Linked DNA regions of Homo sapiens: region 1 is linked to region 2. The links are chromatin loops, found by intact Hi-C in ENCODE. Cell type or tissue: mammary epithelial cell. All regions are shown on one strand. Each heading gives the region's core, and the rest is flanking DNA. Links, peaks and the distances in the headings are about the cores only.

The links. A loop is a pair of places that touch in the nucleus more often than their neighbours do. Peaks named below come from ENCODE experiments on the same cell type or tissue, not always from the same donor. Only the 100,000 strongest peaks of a DNase experiment are listed, where the experiment ranks them.
Region 1: a loop joins it to region 2, with 4 times the contacts of the local background. A loop is called at or near these places in 1 of 110 quality-filtered maps.

What each region holds. Positions count from the first base shown.
Region 1 is chr1:32,695,869-32,710,976 of GRCh38, forward strand. SYNC (syncoilin, intermediate filament protein) reads right to left here and starts at 6,902. Exons shown (of 5, transcript NM_030786.3): 1 at 6,740-6,902; 2 at 1-176. The coding sequence starts at 6,792. RefSeq lists enhancers at 6,370-7,135, 7,136-7,901 and silencers at 7,262-7,311, 7,362-7,451. In mammary epithelial cell, for the core only: no CTCF peak of the experiment used is centred there; a DNase peak (open chromatin) is centred at 7,903; H3K4me3 peaks cover 2,129 bases.
Region 2 is chr1:33,054,551-33,069,658 of GRCh38, forward strand. It overlaps LOC124903969 (a long non-coding RNA gene), which reads left to right and starts at 1,954. Exons shown (of 2, transcript XR_007065697.1): 1 at 1,954-2,258; 2 at 4,012-4,356. RefSeq lists an enhancer at 578-872. In mammary epithelial cell, for the core only: no CTCF peak of the experiment used is centred there; a DNase peak (open chromatin) is centred at 6,381; H3K27ac peaks cover 430 bases.

The sequences.
Region 1 (15,108 bases), core at 5,073-10,072, 360 kb before region 2:
CAGTCTCTTGCACATAGAGTGTCTCATCAAGGTCACCTGTGTCCTCCAGGTAGAGAATGTCTTCGAGGTTTAAGGACCCCTCTGAAGATAGAGTAACTTCTGGGTTCAAGGCTTCTGCCTCATTTAGGGATCCAGAGTTCTTTGGAAGAGGAGAATTGGCCTCTACTCTTGTTTTCCTGCAAAAGAAATGATTGAAAGTGAAAGGGCAGCCACAATCCCAGGATGGTGCAATTCTGGAGCCAGCAGCCATGGGCCTAGACTACCTCAGGTTCTTAGATGTCAGCAGCCATTCGTCTGCTCCCTCCACTCTGTCAATCCACCCCTCCACACACCCAACCACGGTGTAGATCCCCTGCCAGCATCCCAGCGACATCACCATATGGTCTCTGCTTATGCAGCTCCAAGGACTCGACATACCTGAGGCACCACTGTTTGTTCCACAATTATAATAATTTTTTTTTTTTGAGATGGAGTCCCGCTGTATTGCCGAGGCTGGAGTGCAATAGCGTGATGTCGGCTCACTGCAACCTCTGTCCCCCAGTTCATGCGATTCTCTTGCCTCAGCCTCCCAAGTAGCACCACCACGCCTTTTTTTTTTGAGACGGAGTCTTGCTCTGTTGCCAGGCTGGAATGCAGTGGTGCGATCTTGGCTCACTGCAGCCTCCACCTCCCAGGTTCAAGTGATTCTCCTGCCTCAGCCTCCTGAGCAGCTGGGATTATAGGCACACATACCACCACGCCCGGCTAATTTTTGTATTTTTAGTGGAGATGGGGTTTCACCATGTTAGTCAGGCTGTTCTCAAACTCCTGACCTCATGATCTGCCCGCCTCGGCCTCCCAAAGTGCTGGGATTATAGGCATGAGCCACTGCGCCCAGCCCAGTTCTAATAAAATTATAATGTTGAGGTAAAACCTTCCTTATAACTTTTTTTTTTCTTTGAGATGGAGTCTTGCTCTGTCACCCAGGCTGGAGTGCAGTGGTGCCATTTCAGCCTCCACCTCCCAGGTAGGTGGGACTACAGACACGTGCCATCACACTCAGCTGATTTTTGTATTTTTAGTAGAGATGGGGTTTTACCATGTTGGCCAGGCTGGTCTCAAACTCCTGACCTCAAGTGATCCGCCCTCTTCAGCCTCCCAAAGTGTTGGGATTACAGGCATTGAGCCACCATGCCCAGCAATTCCTGGTAACTTTTAGCCACTGGATTTACCTGATTCTTCCTTCTAGGATCAGATATTTCTACCTTCTTTTCTGTGTAAGTTATCTAAACACTTAAAGAGAACCATGGTCGGCCAGGCGTGGTGGCTCACACCTGTAATCTCAGCACTTTGGGAGGCCGAATCAGGCGGATCACCTGAGGTCGGGAGTTCAAGACCAGCCTGACCAACATGGAGAAACCCCATCTCTACTAAAAATACAAAATTAGCCGGGCGTGGTGGTGCATGCCTGTAATCCCAGATACTCACTGAGGCAGGAGAATCTCTTGAACTTCAAAGAGGCAGAGGTTGCAGTGAGACGAGATTGCACCATTGCACTCCAGCCTGGGCAACAACAGCGAAACTCCGTCTCAAAAAAAAAAAAAAGATAACCGTGGTCAAGTGCGGTGGCTCATGTCTGTAATCCAGCACTTTGGGAGGCCAAGACCTCTTGAGTCCAGGAGTTTAAGGCCAGCGTGGGCAACATGGCGAAACCCCATCTCTACAAAAAAATACAAAAAATTAGCTGGGCATGATGGTGTACACCTGTAGTCCCAGATACTTGGGAGGCTGTGGTGGGAGAATCACCTGAGCCTGGGAGGTCGAGGCTGTGCTGAGCCATGACTGCACCACTCTGCACCCCAGCCTGGGCAACAGAGACCCTGTCAAAAAAAAAAACAAAAAAAACCCAGCTTATCTTTGTTATTCCATACATGTCCAGGTTTCCAGTGCCCTCTTCATTTGTGTCATATCCTTGTGACACAAATGACAGCTTTCAGACTGTCACTCTTTTGAGGATTTTTTTTTAATTTGCCTTTATTCTTAAGTTCCCCAAGAGCTAGAAATTGGGATGGGTATCAAAAACAGTGCCCCAGGGCTGGGCGAGATGGCTCACGCCTGTAATGCCAGCACTTTGGGAGGCCAAGACGGGTGGATCACCTGAGCTCAGGAGTTCGAGATCAGCCTAGCCAACATGGTGAAACCCCGTCTCTACTAAAAATACAAAACTTAGCAGGGCATGATGGTGCATGCCTGTAATCTCAGCTACTCGGGAGGCTAAGGCACAAGAATCGCTTGAACCTGGGAGGCAGAGGTTGCAGTGAGCCGAGATCACACCACAGCCTGGGCGACAGACCGGGACTCCATCTCAAAAAAAAAAAAAAAAAAAAAATGCCGGGCGTGGTGGCTCACGCCTGTAATCCCAGCACTTTGGGAGGCTGAGGCAGGCGGATCATGAGGTCAGGAGATCGAGACCATACTGGCTAACACAGTGAAACCCCGTCTCTACTAAAAGTACAAAAAAATTAGCCAGGCGTGGTGGCGGGCACCTGTAGTCCCAGCTACTCGGGAGGCTGAGGCAGGAGAATGGTGTGAACCTGGGAAGCGGAGCTTGCAGTGAGCCCAGATTGCGCCACCGCACTCCAGCCTGGGCAACAAAACCAAACTCTGTATCAAAAAAAAAAGTTTTTCATACCAAGTGCTTGTAAGCAACATTTCTTGTTTCTGTAAAAGTTCATCTTGTTAGAACTGGCCCACCCTTCTATCCTGTCAAACGCTCTTGAAGTCAGATTCCATCATTCTGACATCTGAGCTCTTTGACCCAGCTGCCTATTGCCTGCCAGCTCAGTCAGTTCCCACTGGGGAGTGTTCTCTTGCTGCTTTGCCCCTCAAATGCAAATAGCTTTGGTCTTTCCTGTTTCTGTTTTTTTGTTTTTGTCTTTTTTTTTTTTTTTGAGATGGAGTCTCCCTCTGTCGCCCAGGCCTGAGTACTGTGGCATGATCATAGCTCACTGCAGCCTCAACCTCCCCGGCTCAAGCCATCCTCCTGCCTCAGCCTCCCGGGTAGCCAGGACTACAGGCACGTAGCGCCACACCCGCTAATTTTTTAACTTTTTGTAGAGATGAAGTCTCACTATGTTGCTCAGGCTGGTCTCAAACTCCTGAGCTCAAGCGATCCTCCTACCTAGACCTCCCAAAGTGCTGGGATTACAGGCATGAGCCACCACATCCGGCCACAGGCAAGAAATCTTCAGACAGCTCTTTCCCTCCCCTGTATAGCCAGTTCACTGAGAAGTGACTTTTCTTTTCTTTTTTTTTTTTTTTTTTGAGATGGAGCTTCACTCTGTCGCCCAGGCTGGAGTGCAGTGGCGTGGTCTCAGCTCACTGCAACCTCCTCCTCCTGGGTTCAAGTGATTCTCCTGCCTCAGCCTCCTGAGTAGCTGAGACTATAGGTGCCTGCCACCACGCCTGGCTAATTTTTGTGTATTTAGTAGAGACAGGGTTTCACCATGTTGGCCAGGATGGTCTCAATCTCCTGACCTCGTGATCCACCAGGGATCATGGCCTCCCAAAGTGCTGGGATTACAGGCACGAGTCACTGCGCCTGGCCAAAAAGTGACCTTTCTATCTTAGAAAGACTACAGTCTCCATCCCCCTCTTCTGCATCCCACTATCAGGGCCCTACTCCAAGACATCCTGTCTCACTGGCACTTTTGTCCTGGTCTTCTAAAAGGACTTCCTCCTCTCCTCACCTCAATCTATTCTCTACACCACCACAGTTAACTTGCTACAACACAGAGTGAACTATTGCTCCACTTCACCAATAAATACCCAAATTGCTACGCATGGTTTCAAGGTCCTTAAAGATGTGGCCCAAACATACCTTTTTTTTTTTTTTTCTTTTTTTGAGCCAGAGTCTCGCTCTGTTGCCCAGGCTGGAGTGCAGTGGTGCAATCTCGGCTCACTGCAACCTCCGGCTCCTGGTTTCAAGCAATTCTCTACCTCAGCCTCCCGAGTAGCTGAGACTACAGGCGCCCACCACCATGCCTGGCTAATTTTTTGTATTTTTAGAAGAGACAGGGTTTCACCATCTTGGTCAGGCTGGTCTCGAACTCCTGACCTCATGATCCGCCTGCCTCGGCCTCCCAAAGTGCTGGGATTACAGGCATAAGCCACCACACCCGGCCCCAAACATACCTTTTTTAGCTTCCTCTCACATTATTCCTGCAACCCACCCAATGCTTGACATCCTAGAGCTTGCATTAACTTTTTACACCTCCTACTCTAAGCCCACGGTGTCCAGCTGAGAATTGCAGCTTCTCAAAAACCACCTAACTAGAGAACCCTGTACTACCTGGGAAGGCAGAGCTCCTAGAGCCAGGGCCAGGAAGGATGCACCTGCTCAGCCAGCCAAACTCACTCTGATATTCAACAGTCCCTGCTTTCCCAGCAGACGGCCCTTTCATCATTCTCGTGCCGAGCCGCCCACCTTGGAATGACTTCACCGTGTTCAAGATTATTCTAGGCATTTTACATGAATACTCATTTATAGAATCCTCATCATCTATTGGCTGGGTGCAGTGGCTCACGCCTGTAATCCCAGCACTTTGGGAGGCCGAGGCGGGTGGATCACCTGAGGTCAGGAGTTTGAGACCAGCCTGGCCAACATGGTGAAACTCCGTCTCTACTAAAAATACAAACGATTAGCTGGGTATGGTGGTGTGTGCCTGTAATCCTAGCTACTCAGGAGGCTGAAGCAGGAGGATTGCTTGAACCTGGGAGACAGAGGTTGCAGTGAACTGAGATTGCGCCATTGCCCTCCAGCCTGAGCAACAAGAGCAAGACTCTGTCTCAAAAAAAGAAAGAAAGAAAGAATCTTCATCTATTATCTCCATTTTATAGATGAGGAAGCCAATGCACAGAGTAAGAACTCACACAAGGTTCCACAACTGTTGTAAGTGGTGGAGGCTGGAGAAGGCCTGCAGTATTTACCACCCTCCTAGGATAGGCGTGAGGTCCAAAAGAGGTAACTACAGCACATATAAAAAGCCTGGCATGCAGCAGTCACAATATACTTTTTTTTTTTTTGAGATGGAGTTTCACTCTTGTTGCCCAGGCTGGAGTGCAATGGTGTAATCTCCGCTCACTGCAGCCTCTGCCTCCTGGGTTCAAGCAAGTCTCCTGTCTCAGCCTCCCAAGTAACTGGGATTACAGGCACACGCCACCACGCCTGGCTAATTTTTGTATTTTTAGTAGAGCCGGGTTTCACCATGTTGGCCGGGCTGGTCTTGAACTCCTGACCTCAGGTGATCCGCACACCTCGGCGTCCCAAAGTGCTGGGATTACAGGCGTGAGCCACCGCGCCGGGCCCACAATATACTTCTATCTATCTAACAAATTTCTACTCATCCTTCAAGCCCTGCTCAAACTTCATCTCTTCCGTAAAGTATCTCCCAGACAGCCCCATGTGTGTTCTCAGGGCACTCTGTATGCAGCACATCTTCACACTTATTGCTCCAGTTACAGAAGTACATGTGTCTGTCTCCCTGATAGTGAGTTTCCTAAGGACAAGCAGAGTTCTCATTCTGCTCTATATCCTAGGGTGGGGCTCTGTAAGGGCAGACAGGCAGAAACCAGATGAACTCCAAGGAGGAAATCTGCCCAAGGTCGAATGGCAAAGCTGGAAGTAAAACCCAGGCCTCCTGACCTCCAAGCTGTGCTGTTAGCACACATCGTGCTGCCTCCACCACCCCACCCATGGTGCCAGGCCTCTGCTGGGTGCTGCCCTCACACAGCCGCCTCTTTTAAACAGAGAGAGGAGGGAAAGAAGCAGATGACAGGAGGCTCAGAGGAGAGGAAGCCAGCTTAGTTGGGGCCCCTGACCTCGGGCTTCCTTGGGCCCTGGGCAGCCTGCCTCTGCCACTCTGTCCCTGTCCCCAGAGAACCGCAGAGCTCTCCAACCCTGTTCAGGGATGTGGCTGGGAGTCCATGTGACATTGTGCAGGCAAGAGTCCGTGTGTCTGACTGTAGCTGTAGGTGTGGACAGCAGTATGGGTGAGTGTGTGTGTGTAAGACCGCTCAGCTTTGTGCCCCTGTGTGACAGTGAAGGGGTGTCGGGAGCTATGTATTTGCACCCTCACCTCTTGGTACACTGGGAAGTCCCAGAGCCACAGTATGACCTGGGACAGAAATACACCTCACCCCAAACCCCTCAGCCACAGGTCCCTTCCCCCAATAATCAGCCGTGCCCTGCCAGGAGGGATAGTGGGGAGGGCCCCTGGACCCTTCCCCCACCCATCCCAGGCCAGACGGGAGAGAACAAGCCCTGACAGACTCTTAACTTCAAGCTGGCAGATGCCCAGCCTTGCACCAAGTGGCTTCCACACAGCCACTTCAGCAGGGGAGGCCTCTGTCTCCAACTGACATTTGCAGGGAGGAATGAAGGCTAGCGAGAAGTGTCTTTGGCTGCTATGGGCCAAATGGCACTTGAGCGGTGGATGCCCACTCGCCTGGAAGGGTTAATTTTCATGTAGTCCCGGGAGGGGGAGGGGTATTATAAAAAGCCACAGACAAACGGAGGTGCCAGGACCCCGGGACGGCCCGACTCCCCGATGTCCCCTCACGAGGCGGCTCCAGTGCCCCACCCCGGCTGGACCACTACCCCTAGACAGGCGAAAGACGCCCGCGGTCGGGGGGAAAGGGAACCCGTCCAGCAGCACCCCTTCCCCAGCGGGGCGGCGACGCGGGCCCGGCACTGTCCTACCTCGCGGCCTGGGCGGCGCCGTCCCCGCCGCGCCGGGGCTCCGGGCTGGCCATGGCTGCGCGACCCCGGGCTGGCGGCCGCGTTATTAATAGCCGGGCCCGCGGGCCCCTCGCTCCGGCGCCCGCGCCCGCCGCACTGCCAGCTGCAACCGACACCGGATCCCGGCCGGCCCCGGGCCGGGCGCGCCCACTTGGCCGGGGCTCCTGCCGGGGGAGGAGGGAGCGGCCGCGCGGACCTGGGGGCGGGGAGAGGCTGCCCCTCCCGGACCAGCCTGGGGCGGGGGTGGGAACGGGGGCCTGGAGCTGTCTTTCCAAACCTCCCAGCCCCCTCGTCTTCCCGAACCTTCTCTCCACCCTTCCTTTCGTGAGGTCCCGTTGCAGGGGGAGTCAGAAGGGGGGTCTGAAGCCCCAGGGAGCACCTTCCCTGTCCAGCCTGGGAGGGTGGAGGCAGGGTTGGGCGGGCTGCTCAAAGGGAGCCAGCACCCCTCTCCCGCGAGTGTTTGGGGGTGTCCGCTGCCGCTCAGCGCCCTCTGGTCCCCACCCAAGAGGGGAAGGGCCGCAGCCACCCTCTGGGCACTCCGGGCTGTCCCCGGCAGCTGTCGTGAAGGGCGGGGCAGGGCGCGGCCGGGGAGGAGGGTTCACGGCCACACCCCGCGCGTTTGGGGACAGCCTGGAGCCTGGGGGCGGGCTGGGTGGCTGGGGTTAGAGAGAACTGCGGAGGAGTTTACGCCTATCACATTGAGTCCATATTTAACCCCACTTTCTGCCCCACCCTTTGAGGCTTCCTGGGGTCTCTCTCCTGCTCCACCTGTCACCCCACTCAGCCCACTTCTGTCAACTTCAAGACATACCTCCCCCCACGTCCTCAGCCCACTAGTGTGAGGGTCAAACCAGCACTGACGTCTTTCTCCCCAAGAGAGAAGCTGCTGGGCCCCTTCCCAGACCTGGGCTTCAGGCGTTCTTCCTTCGGATTCCTTTTTCCACTTAGCTACCCTGTCTGGGGAGGTCTTTGACTCAATCGCAGAAGAATGCTGGCACCATAACAAGCCCCAGGGGCTGGGGTGCCTGGGAGGCCGGTGGGGGAAGCATGCCGTGGTGTTGAATGTGTGTGGGCTTGTGTGCCCCTGTGTGACTCTGCGGTGATTGTGGGGTACATGTCTGTGTGTGAGCATGTGGATGTGTGATTGTGTGATCTCAGGGTGAATGTGTGTGGTGATTGTGCCATGGTGGAGTGTCTTTGTGGGGCTGGCGGTTTTGACTCTGTGTGGGGGGCATGCATATGGTCCCGCTTGTGACTCTGACTGTGTGCTTGTGCGTGACTGGGGGTTGATAAATGTTCATTCATCCTCGCGTCTGAGTGTGCTGCCTGTGGCTGTATATTTATATTTCTCTGTCTAATGCAAGGGGGTGGAAGATTTAACACCCAGGGCAGCCAAATATACCCTTGTAAGGTACGCACGAGAAAAAGCCAGGTTTTGAGGCTGCTGGTCATTTTCTGACTTACCCCCGAACTATTCCAGGGGAGGAGGCTGGCGAAGCCTCAGCTGCTGGGCATTTGACATCTGCTGCCCGCCAGAGGAGAGCTAAGGCAGCAAGGGCAGGCCTGCCAGAGGCTCTGTTTGCTGTGGTACCAAGCAACAGGCGGCAAGGGTGGCATTCAGAAGAGCTGGCTCTGCCCCTCCAACCCCCAGCCCAGGACCTGGCCTTAGGCTGTCCCTAGGACTGAATTTCTGACCCGCTCCTACCCTCCTGCTCAGCGCTTCTTTAGGCTGAAACCCTGAATTCCCCAGGGTCCCAGAAACTTCCCCACCTCCAAGCCTTTGTTGTTGTTTTTTTTGTTGCTGTTGTTTCTTGCAGTCAGGGTCTCACTCTGTCATCCAGGCAGGAGTACGGTGGTGCAATCATGGTTCACGGCAGCCTCAACCTCCTGGGCTCAGGTGATCCTCCCATCTCAGCCTCCCGAGTAGCTGGAACTACAGATGCACACCACCACACCTGGATAATTTTTGTATTTTTTGTAAAGACGAGGTCTCACTGTGTTGCCTAGGCTGGTCTCAAACTCCTAGGCTCAAGCAGTCCTCCTACCTCAGCCTCCCAAAGTGCTGGGATTACAGGAGTGAGCCACCACACCCAGCCAGGCCTTTTCTGCTGCTCCCTCTGCCTAGAAAACCCTTTCCAGCTCTTCACAGCCCACCTTTTACTCTCCTTCAGGTCTCAGATCACATCTCACAGAGGCCTTCTCTGATGCCTCCCCACCCCCTGCCCATAATGTCCACCCATTTATTTTTTTGTTATGGGCTTTTTTGTTTTGTTGGGTTTTGTAAAATTTTATTTAATAGAGATGGGGTCTCACTATGTTGTTAAGGCTGATCTCAAACTCCTGGCCTCAAGGGATCCTCCAGACTCAGCCTCCCAAAGTGCTGGGATTACAAGCAGGAGCCACCATGCCTCACCCCATTTACTGTTTATCCCTGTCACCCTGTTTATTTTCTGTGCAGCACTTATCAATCTGCAACAATACTATTCATTTTCTTTCTTTTTTTTTTGAGACGGAGTCTCACTCTGTTGCCCAAGCTGGAGTGCAGTGGTGCAATCTCAGCTCACTGCAAGCTCCGCCTCCTGGGTTCAGGCCATTCTCCTGCCTCAGCCTCCGGAGTAGCTGGGACTACAGGTGCCTGCAATCATGCCCAGCTAATTTTTTTGTATTTTTAGTAGAGACGGGGTTTCACCGTGTTAGCCAGGATGGTCTCGATTTCCTGACCTCGTGATTCGCCCATCTCGGCCTCCCAAAGTGCTGGGATTGCAGGCATGAGCCACCGCTCCCGGCCAATACTATTCATTTTCAATTATTTTCTTCTCTGCTTCCCCACTAGAATGGAAGCCCCATGAGGGCAGAGACTTTATGTGTCTTGTTTACTGCTGTGTCTCCAGAGCCCAGCACAGGGACTACCACATAGTAGGACCTTAAAAAAATTGTTTGTTTTTGTTTTTTATAATAATAACAATCATTTATTTTACCCACAGATCTGTGATTTGGGCACGGCTTGGTGGAGGCAGCTCATTTCTGCTTCACGTGGCATCAGCTGAGGTGGCTTGCCCAGAGGTTGCAGAACTCGCGTCCAGGACAGCTCACTCATGTGGCTGGCAAGTTGATGCGGTCTGTCAGCTGGGAGCTCAGCAGGGTATTTGGCTGGGGGTCTTGGTTCTCCTCCACATGGGCTTTTCCACGGGTTGCTTGTGCTTCCTCATGGCATGGTGGCTAAGTCCCAACAGTAAACGTCCCAAAAGAACAAGGCAGAAGTGAAAGGCATTTTTTTTGAGCTAGCCTTGGAAGCTACACACTGTCACTGCTGACCTATTCTGTTGCTAAAGGCAGTCACAAAAACCCGGGCCTCCAGCTCATGGGGAGGGGACATAGATGCCACCTTTTAATGGGAAGGGTGTGTCAAAGTCACAGTATAAGAAGAGCTTATGGAATGGGATATAGTATTGCCTCTGTCTTGGGAAAATACAATCTGCCAAAGATGCAGAATCACAGCTTGGTCTTCCACCATCTCCAGACTGTGGCCCTAATCCACACCCATCCAAGACCAGTCCAAGCTCCCTTCTAATGCCTCATTCTATCCAATGAAAGTAAAAAGGAGGGGTCGCTCACCTCACACCACTTCTGATTGTGTCCTATTGCCAGAGCTCAGTCACATGGCCATATTTAGCTTTAGTGGCTTATTATAAAGGATATTGAAAAGGATACAGATGAAGAGATGAATAGGGCAGAGTTATGGAGGAAGGGGCATGAAGCTTCCATCCCCTCCCTGGGCACACCATCCTCCAGGAACCTCCATATGTTCAGCTATCTGGAAGCTCCAAAAAAATTGTTGAATGAATGAAGGGAAGGAGGATGGTTTTACTTAGGCTAATTTAGGCAATATTTGATGCCTGCTGTGTGCTAGGCCTGGGCCACTCACCTCTCAGGAGCCCCAGTCTACTCAGGGAGACAGACACACATGTGCCCAGATTGCATACAGCAAGGCAGTGTGAGGTATTTGAGCCCATAAGATTCAGCTCACTTGGCAAACATTGGCACTTGGGCTGTGCTGGGCCCTGTGTCAGAGCAAACAGCCTTATTTGGCCCAAGCCTGCAAGAAGCTTTCAGTGTAGAGGAAGCTAGAACCGTCTCCTGGGGAGAAAAACCTATGCAGAAAATAATGCCAAATCACTGGGCTGAGTGATGTGATAGACATTGAGAACCAGGGAAGCCAGGGATGGATGGGAGAAATTAACTCCGGGACTGGGGATGGCCTCGTGAACAAAGTACCTGGGCCTGGAAGGATGAGAAAAGCTGTTCTGGAATCAGGAATCAGGCACAGACTCTGCTTTGAAGGACAAGCGCAGCCACTCTTAACTCTCAGCCCCTCCACAAAGCCAAACCCAGGAGGAGGAGAGAGGCCCCTGGGCTGGCTACTCTTAGCCTAACCTTCCTTCTCAGAGCTTTGTGTCCAGGAGCTGACTCCTGCGGCCAGCGTCTCCTGGGCCCCCTTGCCTTCTGGTTTCAGGTGGGGTTTGGCCAAACTGGGGACCCTGGCAGGAGATCAGAGAGGGAGGAGAGTGAGATCAAGATATTTATTTTTATTTTATTTTTTATTTTTGGGGGGACAGAGTCTCGCTTTGTCACCCAGGCTGGAGTGCAGTGCCATGATCTCAGCTCACTGCAACCTCCACCTCCTGGGTTCAAGTGATTCTCGTGCCTCAGCCTCCCAAGTAGCTGGGACTACAAGCATGTGCTACCACACCCAGCTAATTTTTGTATTTTTACAAAATACAAAGAGACAGGATTTTGCCATGTTGGCCAGGCTGGTCTCAAACTCCTGACCTCAGGTGATCCACCCGCTTCAGCCTCTCAAAGTGCTGGGATTATAGGTGTGAGCCATCACACCCAGCCTAGATAAAGATATTTATTATGCCCCCTCCCTGCCTGTGACTTTGGCATTAACTATATTCCTCCCCCAAAAGCCATGGCTCCTGTTGGGTGGTTTGTACCCATGGGTACAGCTCTGGCCAGGTTCCTTAACAAGGCTCCCTCCCCTGCTCCTTCAGGCCCAGGGGTAATGATTCCATTCCACCATTGCGAGTCCCAGGTGCTCCGCCATTCCTGCCCACACCTCTGTGAATGGTCTCTTCATTAAATCCTCTTCTGGCAAACACTGAGTGTTTGAGTGTGCCGCTGTTTCCTGCTGAGATCCCTAAGATAAAAACTGAACCTTAGAAAGCTGGGCCCTGGACAGATAACTTAGGGAGACTTTCTTTCTAAATACCCCCCACAGCTGGGTGTGGTGGCTCACACCTCTAATTCCAGGTGTGAGGGAGGCTGAGGCAGGAATATTGCTTGGGTCCAGGAGTTCAAGGCTACGGTAAGCAATGATCACACTACTGCATGATGCCCTACTGCCTGGGCAACAAAGTGAGACCCTGTCTCCAAAAACATACATAAATAAATCCCCACCGGCTGGGCTCCGTGGCTCACGCCTGTAATCCCAGCACTTTGGGAGGCCAAGGCAGGTGGATCACCTGAGGTCAGGAGTTCAAGACCAGCCTGGCCATCATGGTGAAACCCGGTTTCTACTAAAAATACAAAAACTAGGCCGGGCGTGGTGGCTCACACCTGTAATCCCAGCACTTTGGGAGGCCGAGGCGGGCAGATCACGAGGTCAGGAGATCAATACCATCCTGGCTAACACGGTGAAACCCCGTCTCCACTAAAAATACAAAAATTAGCTGGGCATGGTGGCGGGCACCTGTAGTCCCAGCTACATGGGAGGCTGAGGTAGGAGAATGGCCTGAACCCGGGAGGCGGAGCTTGCAGTGAGCTGAGATTGCGCCACTGCACTCCAGCCTGGGCAGCAGAGCGAGACTCTGTCTCAAAAAAAAAATAAATAAATAAACAAATAAATAAATAAATAAAATAAAAATACAAAAACTAGAGCCACGCGTGGTGGCTCACGCCTGTAATCCCAGCACTTTGGAAGGCTGAGGCAGGTGGATCACCTGAGGCCAGGAGTTCGAGACCAGCATGGCCAACCTGGTGAAACCCTGTCTCTACTAAAAATACAAAAATTGGCTGGGTGTAGTGGCTCATGCCAGTAATCCCAGCTACTTGGGAGGCTAAGGCAGGAGAACTGCTCGAACCTGGGAGGTGGAGGTTACAGTGAGCCAAGATTGTGCCACTGTGCTCCAGCCTGGGCAACAAGAGCAAAACTCTGTCTCAAAAAAAAAAAAAAAAAAAAAAAAAACGCACCAAAAACCAGAATCAGAAAAGTTGTGAACAAATTTCATCTCGAGTGAAGACTTCTGGGTGCCACTCCAGGCAGGGTCCCCACCCAAGGGGTCCCTCTGTCTTAGGACTGTAGTTTCTGTGGCTGGTAGAATGGGGCAGGCAGGGGACTGTGAGTGAGTGGACATGCGTGTGGGAGGAATGGATGGATGAGCTGGGAAGTGGAGAGGCACCAGAGGGCAGCAGGGGAGGCATGGCCTTGGCAGCTGTCTCTACCAGACCCCAGAGCAGATCCTATAGGACCCTGGGAAACCAACCTCCCTGAACCTCAGCTCCCTCTCAGCAAAATGGGCAATTAACACCCTCTTCACAGGGTTGTTGTGAAATGCAATCAAATGTGAGGCTCAACACATGAGCCACTGGAAGTGGAGCTGCTCTCCAAGCTGAGAGTAGCACATTCCCCATTACTACTGATGCAGGTGGAGGCCATTCTGCTCACTTTTTTTTTTTTTTTGAGACGGCGTTCTTGCTCTTGTCCCCCAGGCTGGAGTGCAATGGCATGATCTTGGCTCACTGCAATCTCTGCCTCCTGGGTTCTCCTGCCTCAGCCTCCTGAGCCACCTGCCTCCACACCTGGCTAATTTTTGTATTTTTAGTAGAGAAGGGGTTTCTCCATATTGGCCAGGCTGGTCGTGAACTCTTGACCTTCAATCCGCCCTCCTGGGTCTCCCAAAGTGCTGGGATTACAGGCATGAGCCACCACGCCTGGCCTCTGCTCACTTTCTTTGTGCCAAGAGCTCCAGCAACCCGTCTAGAGGTGGGAGGAGGGTGGTACAGAGATGCCCTGGCAGGGCCCTCAGACCCACCACTTCTGTTTTTTGTTTTCAGACAGAGTCTTGCTCTTGCCCAGGCTGGAGTGCAGTGGTATGATCAGTGGGACCACAGGTGTGTGCCACCCCACCCGGCTAAATATTTTATTTTTTGTACAGATCACAGCCAGATAGAGGGGTATCTCACCATGTTGCCCAGGCTGGTCTTGAACTCTTGAACTCAAACGATCCTCCAGCCTTGACCTTCCAAAGTGCTGGGATTACAGGCATGAGCCACCGCACCCAGCCTTGACCTACTGCTTCTAGAGAGCCAGGGTATGAATCCAAGCTTTGGAGCGCTTACTTGCTGTGTGACCTTAGGAAAGTCACTCCACTTCATGGAAATTGTTTTCTTCTCTGTAAAATTAGATAACACAGCCAGGCGCGGTGGCTCACTCCTGTAATCCCAGCACTTTGGGAGGCCGAGGTGGGTGGATCACCTGAGGTCGGGAGTTCAAGACCAGCCTGACCAACATGGAGAAACCCCGTCTCTACTAAAAATACAAAATTAGCTGGGCATGGTGGTGCATGCCTGTAATCCCACCTACTCGGGAGGCTGAGGCAGGAGAATCGCTTGAACCCAGGAGGCGGAGGTTGCAGTGAGCCGAGATCGTGCCATTGCACTCCAGCCTGGGAAACAAGAGCAAAATTCTGTCTCAAAACAAAACAAAAACAAGAAATAATTAACTATTATTTTTGAAACTCCCCTTTCTCCTGCTTCCTCTCTCTGAAGCTGCAACCAGGGGCTGGCTGACTACAGCATGTGTTTTCACTCGCTCATTCATTCACTTCACCATTTGTTAGGCCAGACAATGTGTTAAACCCTAAGAACACAAAGACAGTAAGTCATTAAAGCAAGACCTATATCTGTATGACTTCATGGCTGTGTCCCTTGTCCCTAGGTTTTCAACAAATAGTGGCCAAATGATGTGTTCATGAAGAGTATAGTAATGAATAAGACAAATAGAAGAGAATAAAGAATGAAAAGAAAAAACAAATAGTGGCCAAATTAGTAAATGATGTTAGCTATATTCTTGAGCCCCTACTGCAAGCCAGATGCTAAACTAGTCTTTTTTTTTTTTTTTTGAGACAGAGTCTCGCTCTGTCACCCAGGCTGGAGTGCAGTGGCGCAATTTTGGCTCTCTGCAACCTCCACCTCCCGGATTCAAGCAATTCTCCTGCCTCAGCCTCCTGATTAGCTGGGATTACAGGCACCCACCACCATGCCTGGCT
Region 2 (15,108 bases), core at 3,877-8,876:
TCTGGGGACAAGTTTGATTGAGAAAAATCAAAATCTTAAAGTAAACGTCAAACAAAAAAAAATTTTTTTTTTTTGAGACAGGGTCTTACCCTATTGACCAGGCTAGAGGGCAGTGGCACGATCACAGCTCACTTCAGCCTCGACCTCTCCAAGTAGCTGGGACTATACTACAGGTGGGTGCCACCACCTCTAGCTGATTTTTGTATTTTTCTTTTTCTTTTTTTTTGAGACGGAGTCTTGCTCTGTCACCAGGCTGGAGTGCAGTGGTGGGATCTCGGCTCACTGCAACCTCCGCCTCCTGGTTTCAAGCGATTCTCCTGCCTCAGCCTCCTGAGTAGCTGGATTACAGGTGCATGCCACCACACCCAGCTAATTTTTGTATTTTTAGTAGAGATGGGGTTTTGCCATGTTGGCCAGGCTGGTCTTGAACTCCTGACCTCAGGTAATCCACCCACCTCAGCCTCCCAAAGTGTTGGGATTACAGGCATAAACCACAGCACCTGGCCTAACAGTTATTTTTAAAAATAATTTCTACCAACTGTAATCTGTCATCCCCTTTCCTGACGGACATTTGGCCCCCTTGATGACATCTCCAGCTGGTTCCAAAACTTTTCAGTCGTTTTTAGTTATTAATGCAGTCTCTTGTTTCAGCCATTAACTTGGTCTTTCCATTTTCGAAGGTCAGTCTCCTTTGGGACTCACAGTCCAGCAGGCAGGCCTATGGCATGGAGGGGAGATGGGTCTGCTCTCTCTTGTCTGCCCTCTGGTGGGGAGAAACAAGAAGGAAAAAAAGGACTTGTTTCCTTAGATGTCCCCTGCTGGCCCTTGGCTGACCTCTTCTTCGCTTCTCGCGAGGTGTCTGTGTTCCTGTCCTCTCAGACATCACAGCTGCTCAGCTCCTTATCTGTAGACACGGGGTGATGGAGTAGCACGCTGCAAAAGGGCTTGGTGCCTAGTTGCTCTCCTCTGCTGGTGGCCTCTGGCTCACCCTTCACAGTGCACCTCTTTGCCCCCCGCAGGCCTGCTGCCCCATCACATCTACCCTCTGCAGCCCCAGCCTGGGGCCTGTGGACACAGGCCTGTCTCAGAAAAAATCTCAGAATCCATCTTTCTGCCACTCCTTGCCACCTGATCACATCCTTGGCCTTCCCTCTCCATGCCCTTTCCCCTATTTCGTAGCACCAGGACAGGTTGGCAAGTGTAGTTGCTCAGCAAACATCATCAGGGAAGGAGAAGTCAGATGCCCTCTGGTGGCACCGCACACCTGATGAATGATTCTTTTGGCTCTGTTCCAGTTAGCTACTGTCCTAGTTAGCTCTGTTCCAGTTAGCTTGTGTAACTAACGGATCAGCCTCAACTTCGAGGTATAACACAATCACCATTTCATCATGGTCATGGAATCTGTGGGTCAGGAGTTTCACAAGGCACAGTGGGGATGACTGGTCTCTGCTTACGGTAGGTGGCCTCCAAGATGGCTCTCAAAGTCCCCTCCCCCCTGGTATTCACCCCCTTGTGTAGTCCCCTGCCACACCATATCAGTTGGTCTGTGTGACCAATAGAACATAGCAGAAGTGATAGTATGTCGCTTTTGAAGCTAGGTTGTGGAAGATAGTGTGAGGCTGGGCGCGGTATCTTACACTTATAATCCCAGCACTTGGGGAGGCCAAGGTAGAAGGATCGCTTCTACTTGATTGAGAAAAGCCAGGAGTTTGAGACCAGTCTGGGCAACATAGGGAGACCCTGTATCTACAAAAAAATTTTTAAAAATTAGCCGGTGCAGAACGAGACTCCGTCTCAAAAAAAAAAAAAAATTAGCCGGTGCAATGACTCACACCTGTAGTCGCAGCTAGTTGGGAGGCTGAGGCAGGAGGATTGCTTGAACACAGGAGGTAGAGGCTGTAGTGATCTGTGATTGTGCCACTCTGCACTCTAGCCTGGGTGACAGTGCAAGACTCTGTCTCAGAAAAAAAAAAAAAAGAAGATATTGTGGCTTCTGCCTCTCTGTCTCTTGGATCACTCCCTTGGGGAAGCCAGGTGCCGTGTTGTGAGGCCAGCTGCCTCTATGGAGAGGCCCACCTGGAGAGGAACTGAGGCTTCCTGCCAATGGCCACATGAATGAGCTTGGAAATGGATCCTCTGGCCCCAGAGAAAGTAGATGACTGCAGCCCTGCCGACAGCTTAACTGCAATTTCATGAGAGACCTCGAATCAGAATCACCCAGATATGCTACTCTTGGATTCCTGACTATCAGAAACTGTGTGAGATGATAAATATTTATTGTTTTAAGCTGTTACATTCTGGGGGTAACTTGCCATGCAACAGTGCATAACTAATACACTGCGCCATGATGTCTGGGACCTTAGCTGGGAAGACTCAAATGGCTGGGGGCTGGAATCACCTGGAGGTTGCTTCACTCACATGACCAGTGCCTGAGCTGGGACTGTCACCTGGAGAACCTAAACGTGGCCTCCCCATGTGGCTTGGCTTCTCACAGCATAGCACCTGGGTACCAAAAATGAGTGCCTGTAAACTGAGCTTTCTAAGAGACCAAGGAAGAAGTTACAAGGTTTCTTTTGGCCTAGCCTGAGAAATGGTGCATTGTAACTTCTGCTGCATTCTCTGGGTTAGTAGCAGTCACCAAGGCCAGGAGGAGAATTTGACTGGTCCCCTTGACAAAGTAAAAAGGTCATATTGCAAAACCTGTCTTGGGGGAATTGCCTGCCCTACCCTGAGGGAGACAGGGACAGATGGCTTCGTTTCACAAGCCCTGCATAGCTCCTGCATAGAACAGCACTACATAGTGCTAGTTCTGCTGAAATAGCACTTCCTATCAACCCTTCAGGGGAGCTTCTGAGCTTGGAAGGTGGAGCATTTCTCAGCTTTTGTTCTCATTTGTGGACTCTGGCGCTAATTCTTTTTTTTTTTTTTTTTTTTTTTTTTTGAGACGGAGTCTTGCTGTGTCGCCCAGCCTGGAGTGCAGTGGTGCGATCTCGGCTCACTGCAAGCTCCGCCTCCCGGGTTCACGCCATTCTCCTGCCTCAGCCTCCCGAGTAGCTAGGACTACAGGTGCCTGCCACCAGGCCCGGCTAATTTTTTAAAAATATTTTTAGTAGAGACAGGGTTTCACCGTGTTAGCCAGGATGGTCTCGATCTCCTGACCTCGTGATCCGCCCGCCTCGGCCTCCCAAAGTGCTGGGATTACAGGCGTGAGCCACTGTGCCCGGCCTTTTTTTTTTTTTGAGATGGAGTCTTGCTCTGTCATCCAGGCTGGAGTGCAGTGGTGGTGTGATCTTGGCTCACTGCAGCCCCCACCTCCCGGGTTCTAGCGATTCTCCTGCCTCAGTCTCCCAGGTAGCTGGGATTGCAGGCATGCACCACCATGCCCAGATAATTTTTGTATTTTTAGTAGAGACAGGGCTTTGCCATGTTGGTCAGAGTGGTCTTGAACTCCTGACCTCAGGTGATCCGCCCGCCTTGGCCTCCCAAAGTGCTGGGATTACAGGTATGAGCCACCGCGCCTGGCCCTCTGGTGCTAATTCTACCTTTCTGGAAAAACACGGAAGGTCTCACAGGCTCCTCCCACCACCAAGTCACCCCATCCTTTCTCTGCCATCCACAGCACTTAGCCCTCTACTTCCGTCAGGTAAGTAGCCCTTTACCTACCCTGCTAGCTGGAATTATGGCCCTGTTTTACAGAGGAGGAAGTAATCTGGCCAAGGCCACACAACCAGAGGGTGGTAAAGCAGGAACTCAGTGCCAGCTCTGACCCCTAAGTCTATGCTTTAGGGCTTCTGGGATTCCAGAAAGCCTGCAGGTGTTGGAGCCTCAACCCTCATATCCTCATGGCCCTGCTGAGGGTGGGGCCAGTGTGAGCAGCATGAGAGGGTGGGGCTGGAGGGGGCAGGGGCTTCAAACTCTGCCAGACGGTTGGGTCTAGTTGTCAGGTGCACCCTCTGGGTGAAAGGGGAAGAGAAACAAGTGAGAGAAAATCGATTTTTACTTTCTTTTCAGGCCCGTCCCCAGTTGGTGAGTTTTCCAGTGGCCGGAAGACCGAGCCCTAGAGTAACAGCTGTGGACTCACTGCCCACTCTGTGTTTATTGGGCTGGAACCCCCTCTCTGTCCTGGAACTTCTGGTTGGAGAGCCCTCTGAGCTCATGGGGCCTGTGAATGGTGGGTCTTGGAGTGATTTCCAGCCCCAGTGATCAGGTGTCCTGTCAGTGCCCCTCAACTCCCTGCAGTCCCCTACTTCCCATCAAGCCAACTCCCAAATTCCAGGATGTGACAGTTCCCAGGTCTACTGCCTTCCAGGCACTGAGCTCATGTTGGGGACCCAGAAATAAATGAGATACATACAACCTCTGTCCTTGAGTTGGTCACAGTCTAGTAGGTCACAGTCTAGTAGAAGTAGAAATGAAGAGTTAACTGCCAGATGTCATGTTACAGGGCACATTTAATAAGGGTGAGAACCACACAAAGGTGGGAGTGCCTAACTTAACAATCAAAAGAAATGAACCATTGATACACAACAACATAGATGAATCTCAAATCATTATGCAGAACAAAAGAAGCTGGACACAAAAGAGTACATACTCTATGATTCCAATGTTATCACATTCTAGACCAGGCAAAACTGTGGATTATATAGAGATGGAAATAAGGTCAGTAGTTACTTGGAGTGAGGGGGAATTGACTGGGAAGGGGATGAGAGAATGTTCTGACATAATGAAAATGTTCAAAACCTTGATAGGAATATGGGTTATATTAGAATATTTGATTGTTGGGCTGGGCGTGGTGGCTCACGCCTGTAATTCCAGCACTTTGGGAGGCTGAGGTGGGCGGATCACGAGGTCAAGAGTTCGAAACCAGCCTGGCCAACATGGTGAAACCCTGTCTCTACTAAGAATACAAAATTTAGCCGGATGCGGTGGTGCACTCCTGTAATCCCAGCTACTCAGGAGGCTGAGGCAGGAAAATTGCTTGAACCCGGGAAGGGGAGGTTATAGTGAACCAAGATCAAGCCACTGCACTCCAGCCTGGCGACAGAGCAAGCAAGACTTCATCTCGAAAAAAAAACATATTCCGTTGTTAAAACTGATAAAACTGTACGCCTAAGATCTGTGAATTTCATCATATGTGAATTATGTCCATGGCAGGTGGCATTCAAAAGATTCCCCAGGCAGGCATGGTGGTTCACACCTGTAATCCCAGCACTTTGGGAGGCCAAGGTGCGCGGATCACTTGAGGTCGGGAGTTTAAGACCAGCCTGGCCAACATGGTGAAACCCTATCTCTACCAAAAATACAAAAAAGTTAGCTGGGCATGATGGTGTGCGCCTGTAGTCCCAGCTACTCAGGAGGCTGAGGCAGGAGAATCGCTTGAACCTGGAAGGTTGCAGTGAGCCGAGATCACACCAGTGCACTCTAGGCTGGGTGACAAAGCGAGACTCTGTCTCAAAACAAAGAAACAAAAAACCTCAAAGAGCCCCCAAAGACTCCTGCCTACTGGTGTGCATGCCCTTGTATTATCCCCTCCCACGCTGTATCAGGTTGGTCTATTTGGCAGAAGTAATGGGGTGTCACTTCTGAGATTAGTTATAAAAGACACTGCAGGGCGGGCGTGGTGGCTCACACCTGTAATCCCAGCACTTTGGGAGTCTGAGGCGTGTGGATCACCTGAGGTCAGGAGTTCAAGACTAGCCTGGCCAACATGGCAAAACCCCATCTCTACTAAACATACAAAAAAATTAGCCAGGTATGGTGGTAGGTGCCTGTAATCCCAGCTACTCGGGAGGCTGAGGCAGGAGAATCGCTTGAACCTGGGAGGTGGAGGTTGCCATAAGCTGAGATCGCACCATTGCACTCTAACCTGGGAGACAAGAGTGAAACTCCATTTCAAAAAAAAAAAAGACACTGCAGTTCTGTCTTGGTCTCAATCTCCCTTTCCCTCAGGTCACTTATTCTGGAGAACCCATGTGTTGGGCATCCCTATGAAAAAATCCGAGGGGCAAGAAACTAAAGCCTCCTGTCAACAGCTATGTAAGTGAGCTTGCAAGTGGATTCTTCAGCTCCAGTTAAAGCCTTCAGATGTTGGCAGCCCTAGCTGTCTGCTTGACCACAAACTCATGGGAGACCCTGAGCCAGACCACATGGCTAAGCTGCCTCCTAATTCCTGACCTTCAGAAACTGGGTGACATAATCAATGTTTGTTGTTTTAAGCTACTAAGTTTTGAGTTGTTATGCAGCAATAAAAGATGAATATAATATTTCAATAAAAGAAACATGTAGGGAAAAATATTCTAAGTGCTCCTGGCCCAGATGGCTTTCCCAGGGACTTTCAAGTGCTTTCTATGACTCAGACTTCTGGGCTCAGCCTCTATGCTGGGGAGATGATGGCCTTAGGGAACTCTGTCTAGACAATAGGAACTGGTGTCTCCAAAATAGCCGCAGACACCGCCCACCAAACCAGCCCCACAGCAGCTGCACACAGGGCTCAGGCCCACACTTACTATGCAGAGAGGACTCCAGAAATGCTCCCTGACCATGTGGCCACAGCTGCAGCAGGAATCCACTCAGGGCTCAGATGCTGCCATGGTTTGAATGTTTGTCCCCTCCAAAACTCGTGTTAAGGTTAGTCCCCAGTGTGGCAGTATTGAGAGGTGGGACCTTTGACAGGTGATTGGGTCATGAGGCCTCTGCCCTAATGAATGGATTAATTCATTCATGGATTAATGGATTGATGGAGTAATGGGTTATCAGGAAATGGAACTGGTGGCTTCATAAGAAAAGGAAGAGATACCTGAGCTGGCTTGCTCAGCCCCCTCATCATGTGATGCCCTGTACCATATTGAGACTCTGCAGAGAGTCCCCACCAGCAGAAAGGTCCTCATCAGATGCAGCTCCTCCACCTTGGACTTAACAGCCTCCATAACTCTAAGAAATAAATTCCTTTCCTTTATAAATTACCCAGGTTCAGGGATTCTGTTATAAGCAACAGAAAATGGATTAAGACAGGTGCTAATAACAGCTGCTATTTTTGGAACTTTCTGTGTCCCAGGTAATAGGCAAAGTGCTTTGCATGCATCTTTTTATTTGCTCCTTCCAACAACCCTCTGGAGAAGATATTATTAAACCTATCTTACAGTGGAGAAAACTGAGACTCAGAAAGCTGAAGCAAGTTGGCAGGGTCATAGAACTACTAAGTGATGTGGCAGCTTTAGATAGAAATCCAGATTTGTCTAGTTCTCAAACCCAGAGGCAGGGAAGCAGTAACCATAGACTTGAAAACACTTTTTTCATCTATTCCCTGTGATGCTTTTCATGGGAGAATGAGCCACACATTCTGCTATCAGGGAAAAGTCCACAAATCTCAACCCAGACTCCCTAGGTCAATGTATAAAGGTATTAGACTGGCAGATGCTATCAGAGTCACCAAGAGTCTCAGAGATCATGGGAATCTCAGAGTGGGGAACTGAGACCCAAAGAGGGAAGTGGGTCCTTTCTAAGGACTCCCTGCCCAGTGTTTTTGCACCACTTTGCCCTGCCCCTTGCCATATGAGATGGAAATAGTTGCCATGTGGGAGAAACATTAGGGCAAAGAGTGGTTTTGGAGTGGGGAAAGCAGTGAAAAAGGGATATCAGGCTGGGAGCAGTGGCACACACCTGTAATCCCAGCACTTTCAGAGGCCGAGGCGGGCAGATCACAAGGTCAGGGGTTCAAGACCAGCCTGGCCAACATGGTGAAACCCCATCTCTACTAAAAAAATACAAAAATTATTAGCCAGGCGTGGTGGCACATGCCTGTAATTCCAGCTACCTGGGAGGCTGAGGCAGGAGAATAAGCGAATCCATTGGCATTTTTTTCCTGGCTAGAATTCATTCCCCCTTTTCATGTTACAACACCCCACTTTTCTACTAGAGAACCATACCTTCCCCGCTCTCATTCCATATGGTAAGAATGGGGCTGATCTCATCTTGGGCAAGGGGCTGAAGCCCCAGGTCTGGCCAATCAGAGATGTGCACATCAAGGAACCTGGCCTAGGAGGCAGTGGCTGGGGTTCAGGGTAGATTGGAGGATAAGGGTGTGTGTGGGGGGTTGCTGAGAGCCACTTGAACCCAGGAGGTGGAGGTTTAGGTGAGCCAAGATTGCACCATTGCACTCCAGCCTGGGCAACAAGAGTGAAACTCCGTCTCAAAAAAAAACACCCAAAAAGCAAAAATTAGCTGGGAATGGTGGCATGTGCCTGTAACCCCAGCTACTCAGGAGGCTGCGGAAGAAAAATTGCTTGAACCCAGGAGGTGGACGTTGCAGTGAGCCAAGATTGCACCATTGCACTCCAGCCTGGGCAACAGAGGGAGATTCTGTCTCAAAAAGAAAAAAGAAACATCAGAGGTAACAATGGCAAAATTGAGAGCTCATAATTTTGTTTTGGGTCAACCCCACAATGGCTAGAGGCTACATAAAGCAGTGTCATAGATGGGCCCATTGAGAACCTAGGCAGCCCGAGAGGATGTCACAGAAGAGCTCTGAGAGCAGTAGCTGACCCATGATAGGGTCTGATGAAAGCACCATGCCACTTACTCGCTATGACCCTGGGTTACCCCATTTATTTATTCATTCAATAGGTATTTATGGACCATCTGCTGTGTGCCAAGCACTGCTTTAAGGGCTTGGGATATATCAGTAAACAAAAAGTTCAAAGATTCCTGTCCTTAGGGAGCTTAAATTACAAACAGATTTAACCTATAAATTTTAAAGTATCCTAGAAAGTGAAAGGTGTTGTCGAAGAAGAAAAAGTAGAGAGTGGTAAGAGGATTAAGAGTGACAGCAGTGCACAGAAAGGCAGGTTGAAATTTTAAAGGGGTGATTGGGTAGGCCTCCTTGAGAAGGTGACATTTGAACAAAGACTTGCAGGAAGTGAGGGTGTGCTTTGTGCAGAGTGAGCCATGGGAATATCTGGAGGAAACATGTGAGGAAAAGAAAGAGAGATCAGACTGTTACTGTGTCTATGTAGAAAGAAGTAGACATAAGAGACTCCATTTTGTTCTGTACTAAGAAAAATTCTTCTGCCTTGAGATGCTGTTAATCTGTAACCCTACCCCCAACCCTGTGCTCGCAGAGACATGTGCTGTGTTGACTCAAGGTTTAATGGATTTAGGGCTATGCAGGATGTGCTTTGTTAAACAAGTGCTTGAAGGCAGTATGCTTGTTAAAAGTCATCACCACTCTCTAATCTCAAGTACCCAAGGACACAATACACTGCAGAAGGCTGCAAGGACCTCTGCCTAGGAAAGCCAGGTATTGTCCAAGGTTTCTCCCCATGTGATAGTCTGAGAGATGGCCTCGTAAGAAGGGAAAGACCTGACTGTCCCCCAGCCCAACACCCATAAAAGGTCTGTGCTGAGGAGGATTAGTAAACGAGGAAGGCCTCTTTGCAGTTGAGATAAGAGGAAGGCATCTGTCTCCTGCTCATCCCTGGGTAATGGAATGTCTCGGTGTAAAACCCGATTGTATGTTTCATCTACTGAGATAACAGAAAAACCTCCTTAAGGCTGGAGGTGAGACATGCTGGTGGCAATACTGCTCTTTAATGCACCAGATATGTTTATGTATGTGCACATCAAAGCACAGCACCTTTTCTAACCTTGTTTATGACACAGAGACATTTGTTCACATGTTTTCCTGCTGACCCTCTCCCCACTATTACCCTATTGTCCTGCCACATCCCCCTCTCTGAGATGGTAGAGATAATGATCAGTAAATACTGAGGGAACTCAGAGACCAGTGCCGGAGCAGGTCCTCCGTATGCTGAGTGCTGGTCCCCTAGGCCCACTTTTCTTTCTCTATACTTTGTCTCTGTGTCTCTTTCTTTTCTCAGTCTCTTGTCCCACCTGACAAGAAACACCCACAGGTGTGGAGGGGCAGGCCACCCCTTCATCTGGCGCCCAACGTGGGGCTTTTCTCTAGGGTGAAGGTACGCTCGAGCGTGGTCATTGAGGACAAGTCAATGAGAGATTCCCGAGTAAGTCTACAGTCAGCCTTGTGGTAAGCTTGTGTGCTCGGAAGAACCTAGGGTAACAATGGGGCAAACTAAAAGTAAATATGCCTTTTAGCTCTATTAAAATTATTTCAAAAACAGGGGGAGTTAGAGTCTCTACAAAAACTCTAATCATGCTATTTCAAACAATAGAACAATTCTGTCCATGGTTTCTAGAACAAGGAACTTTAGATCTAAAAGATTGGGAAAAAATTGGCAAAGAATTAAAACAAGCAAGTAGGGAGGGTAAAATCATCCCACTTACAATATGGAATGATTGGGTCATTATTAAAGTAGCTTTAGAACTGTTTCAAACAGAAGAAGATAGCATTTCAGTTTCTGATGCCCCTGAAAGCTGTGTAATAGATTGTGAAGAAGAGGCAGGGATAGAATCCCGAAAAGGAATGGAAAGTTCACATTGTAAATATGTAGCAGAGCCGGTAATGGCTCGGTCAACACAAAATGTTGACTATAATCAATTACAGGAGGTGATATATACTGAAACGTTAAAATTAGAAGAAAAAGGAACCTTAGATGTAGACCTGTTAAAACAGGGAAGGGTCTGAGTAACCATGGAAAATATGGTCACTCTATTCAGGGTGTTGGAAAAATACTGTCCTTGGTTTCCTGAAAAAGGAACCGTATATGTAAAAGTATGGGATCGTGTTGGTTCAACATTCTGGGAGCTGGTCCCAGCAGGGAATTATGTTCCCGTCACTGTTTGGGGTGATTAGGCCTTGGAACGTGCCATCCTAATACCTCCTCAACTTTCCTCTCCCACACGGCCTTCATTATCTGATCAGCCTCTTCCTTCGGCTACTCCTCCCCCACCTAACGATGCTGAAAATTCAATGTCTAACTCTGGTGACTTTGGCTTAAAGTTACCCCCTACTTATCTTCTTTTCATGAAGAACTGGTACTTGAAGCTCCCGCGGCCATGACTCACACAGCCCAGGACCATAGATATGCTAATTCTTGTCTCTTCAAATGGCTCCAGGACCAAACTACAATTTACCTATAATTCTCCAGGCCCTCCCCCATCCACTACAGCCCCTCACCCTCCTGTCGTTTCGGTTCCTCAACCGGTCTGTGTCGATATGCACTGCTCAATCTTACTTTTTTTAAAAGAATTTAAGGATGCTTGTACTCAGTCAGTATGGTCCTACTTCTCCTTATGTTAAAATGGTATTACAAACTTTTTGTATGGAGGTCACTTTACTTCCTTTAGACTTGGACCTTTTGGCAAAAAGCTGTTCTAACCCCATCTCAGCCTGGTGGGCAGAGGAGGCCCATGTTCAGGCTCAGCTAAATCAGACTAATGGCATTCTAACTACTCAGGCTCAGCTCACAGGCTCCAATAGTTTCTCTGATACTTAAGCCCAAGTAGGCTTTGATGCTCCTACCACAAAACAAGTAACAAAGGTGTGTATGAGAGCTTGGGATAAATTACGTGCCCCAGGCCAAGCTCCTGTTTCTTTTACTACTGTTAAACAGGCTCAATTGCTTTTACTACCTAATATCGTTTTAAACAAAGGAGATAAGACACGTGGCTCTGGGATAGACTCTGGTGGTAAAAAGGCTGCTTATTGGATTAATACAATTTCTAAACAACGGCCCACCTTCACCATACACATTCAAGGAAAAAAGTTTTGAGGGCCTAGTAGATACTGAGGCTAAAATTAATATTCCATATAACTCTTATAGTGTTCCCGGTCGGCATATGATGAAAAACATGGGTTTGTTCCTGGGCTAGGTCTCGGTCCGAAGCATGAAGGGATTATTAAACCCCTCCCAATTACTATAAAATAAGACAGTAATGGTTTAGATTATCCTTTTTAGTGGTGGCCACTGCCATGCCTCCTGATCCTATCCCTTTACAATGGAAATCTGACACACCTGTTTGGATTCAGCAGTGGCTGCTTTCTAAAGAAAATCTGGAGGCTTTAATTCAATTGGTTTCTGAACAGTTACAACTTGGAAATGTGGAACCTTCTCTTTCCCCCTGGAATTCTCCTATGTTTCTAGTAAAAAAGAAATCAGGCAAGTGGCGTATGGTAACCAATTTATGGGCCATTGACGCTGTAATTAAACCTATGGGAGCTGTCCAACCCAGCATGCCTGCCCCTGCTTTAATACCTAAAAATTGGTCTCTCATAGTTATTGGTCTTAAAGATTGTTTTTTCATATTGCTTTACATAAATCGGATTGTAAAAAATTTGCTTTTACTGTACCATCTATCAATAATCAGGAGCCTGCAGCTCATTATCAATGGAAAGTACTTCCTCAGGGAATGCTGAATAGCCCTACAATCTGCCAGCTTTATGTCGGACAAGTGCTTTCACTAGTTCGAGCCCAATTTCCCCAGGCCTATATTCTTCATTATATTGATGATATTTTAATTGCTACCCCAACTAATAAAGAATTAATTGACTGTTATCAAATTTTAAGCCGCTGTGTTACAGAGGCTGGATTACACATCACTCAGGATAAAATTCAACAGACCACTCCTGTTCAATATTTAGGAATGGTGGTCGATAAACAACGTATTCAACCTCAAAAAGTTCAAATTAAGAGAGTTTCTTTGAAAACTTTAAATGACTTCCAAAAACTTTTAGGTAACATTAATTATTTAAGACCTACAGACAGCTTATTTCTACCCCTTATGCCTCTGCTCAAAAGGCAGAGTTAATTGCTGTAATTACTGCCTTACAGGATTTCCCCAAACCTTTAAATATTGTCTCTTATTCTCCTTAACGTAGGAAAGAGAATATGCTTGTGTTTCACCAGGAGATCATCAAACAAAAACCACAAAGAAAAGACGTCTGTGTCACAGACTGCCCTCAGACGTAGTGAGATCTGTGCCGACTCCTCAGAAGCAGGCACACCAAATCACAATGGGTCTGATTCAATCCTCCCTGATGGCAATGGAGACCCATCTAACTAATCCCACTTCTAATTACCTCTCTTTTTCTCCTTACAAACCTAAAAATCTCACCATTTCTATTAGCCTGAAAATAACATCCCTCTGTTCTCTTCCTCCTTCAGCACTCAATCTCATTTACAATAGGTTTTATTTAATGATTCTCCTCCTTATACTTTCTGTCTCACCAGTTTCCTCTCACACTAATTTACCTTCTACACAAAATTATTCTTATTGGGCTTATGTGCCTTTTCCTCCACTTATTTGACCTCTCACCTAGATTGATGCTCCTACAAAAATCTACACTAACAATAGTGTGTAGATGCCTAGAGCTACAGATGACCATTGCCTTGCTCAACCAGGAGAAGAAGGCACTGCATTTAATGTTACCATAGGTTATAAATACCCACCTCTGTGCCTCAGACACGCACCTGGTTGTATCCATCTAAAAACTCAAGTCTAGGCTGCTTATCTTCCGGAGAGATCAGCTACAGAAGAACCAGGACATTTAGTCTCTGGCCACTCACTTTCTCCTTTAAAACAAATGAAAGGGGGAATAATGGGAGGTACCCCATACTTTCAATATAAACCTGCAGGAAAACCATGCCCTAAAAATTTTGAGGGCCCATCTAAAACTTTAATTTGGGAAGATTGTGTTAACTCACATGCAGTAATATTAAAAAATGACTCATACGGTTTAGTAATAGACTGGGCACCAAAGGGCTATTTAAAAAACAATTGCTCCTCTGGTGGAAAGGAATGCCTGGAGGCTACTTATTTTATTTCTTGTCAGGAGAATGAGAATCATCATTCCACTTTGCATAGGAGGTTCAGCTCATTCTTTCCCCTAAAATGGGAAGATAAAGGCACCTTTTCTAACCTTGTTTATGACACAGAGACATTTGTTCACATGTTTTCCTGCTGACCCTCTCCCCACTATTACCCTATTGTCCTGCCACATCCCCCTCTCCGAGATGTCAGAGATAATGATCAATAAATACTAAGGGAACTCAGAGACCGGTGCTGGTGCAGGTCCTCCTGGTGCAGGTCCTCCATATGCTGAGCGCCAGTCCCCTAGGCCCACTTTTCTTTCTCTATACTTTGTCTCTGTGTCTCTTTCTTTTCTCAGTCTCTCGTCCCACCTGACGAGAAACACCTACAGGTGTGGAAGGGCAGGCCACTCCTTCAGAAACACATTCTAGACAAAATACACATGGACATATTTAGGTGTAAAGTGGCTTTATGTCTGCAACTTACTCTCCAACAGTTTAGAAAAAATAAATAATTTATCCCTCTGTCTATCCATATCTATCCATCCATGTATTCACAAACACACAAATATATATATTTGAATGGAAAGCAAAATTGTCAACATGTTAACATTTGGGGAATCTGGGTGAAAGATATATACTATTTTTGGAAAGTTTCTGTATGAATTTCAAGATAAAACTTTTTTTAAAAAAAGGATTTATAGGTCGGGTGCAGTGGCTCATGCCTGTAATCCCAGCAGTTTGAGAGACTGAGGCAGGCAGATCACTTGAGGTCAGGAGTTCAAGACCAGCCTGGACAACATGGTGAAACCTCATCTTTACTAAAAATACAAAAAACTAGCTGGGCATGGTGATATGAACCTATAATCCTAACTACTCAGGAGGCTGAGGCATGAGAATCGCTTGAAACCGAGAGACAGTGAGGCGAGATTGTGCCACTGTATTCCAGCCTGGGCGACAGAGCAAGACTCCGTCTCAACAACAACAAAAAAAAGCAAAAAGGATTTATATTATTATATTTTTAAAAAAGCATTTCAGGCAGAAGGGGTAGCCTGTGCAAAGATCCTAAGGCAAAAGAGTGCCCTGGGGCTGGGTGCAGTGGTGGGGGGATTACTTAAGCCCGGGAGTCCAAGACTAGCCTGGGTAACATAGGGAGACCCTCTTCTCTACAAAAAAATTTGAAAACTAGCTAGGCATGGTGGTGCATGCCTGTAGTCCCAGCTACTCAGGAGGCTAAGGTGGGAGGATCATTAGAGCCTGGGAGATAGAGGGTGCAGTGAGCCGTGATTGTGTCACTGCACTTCGGCCTGGGGGACAGAGCAAGACCCTGTCTCAAACAAAAACAAAAAGAAAAAACAACCCCCAAACAACAACAGCAACAAAA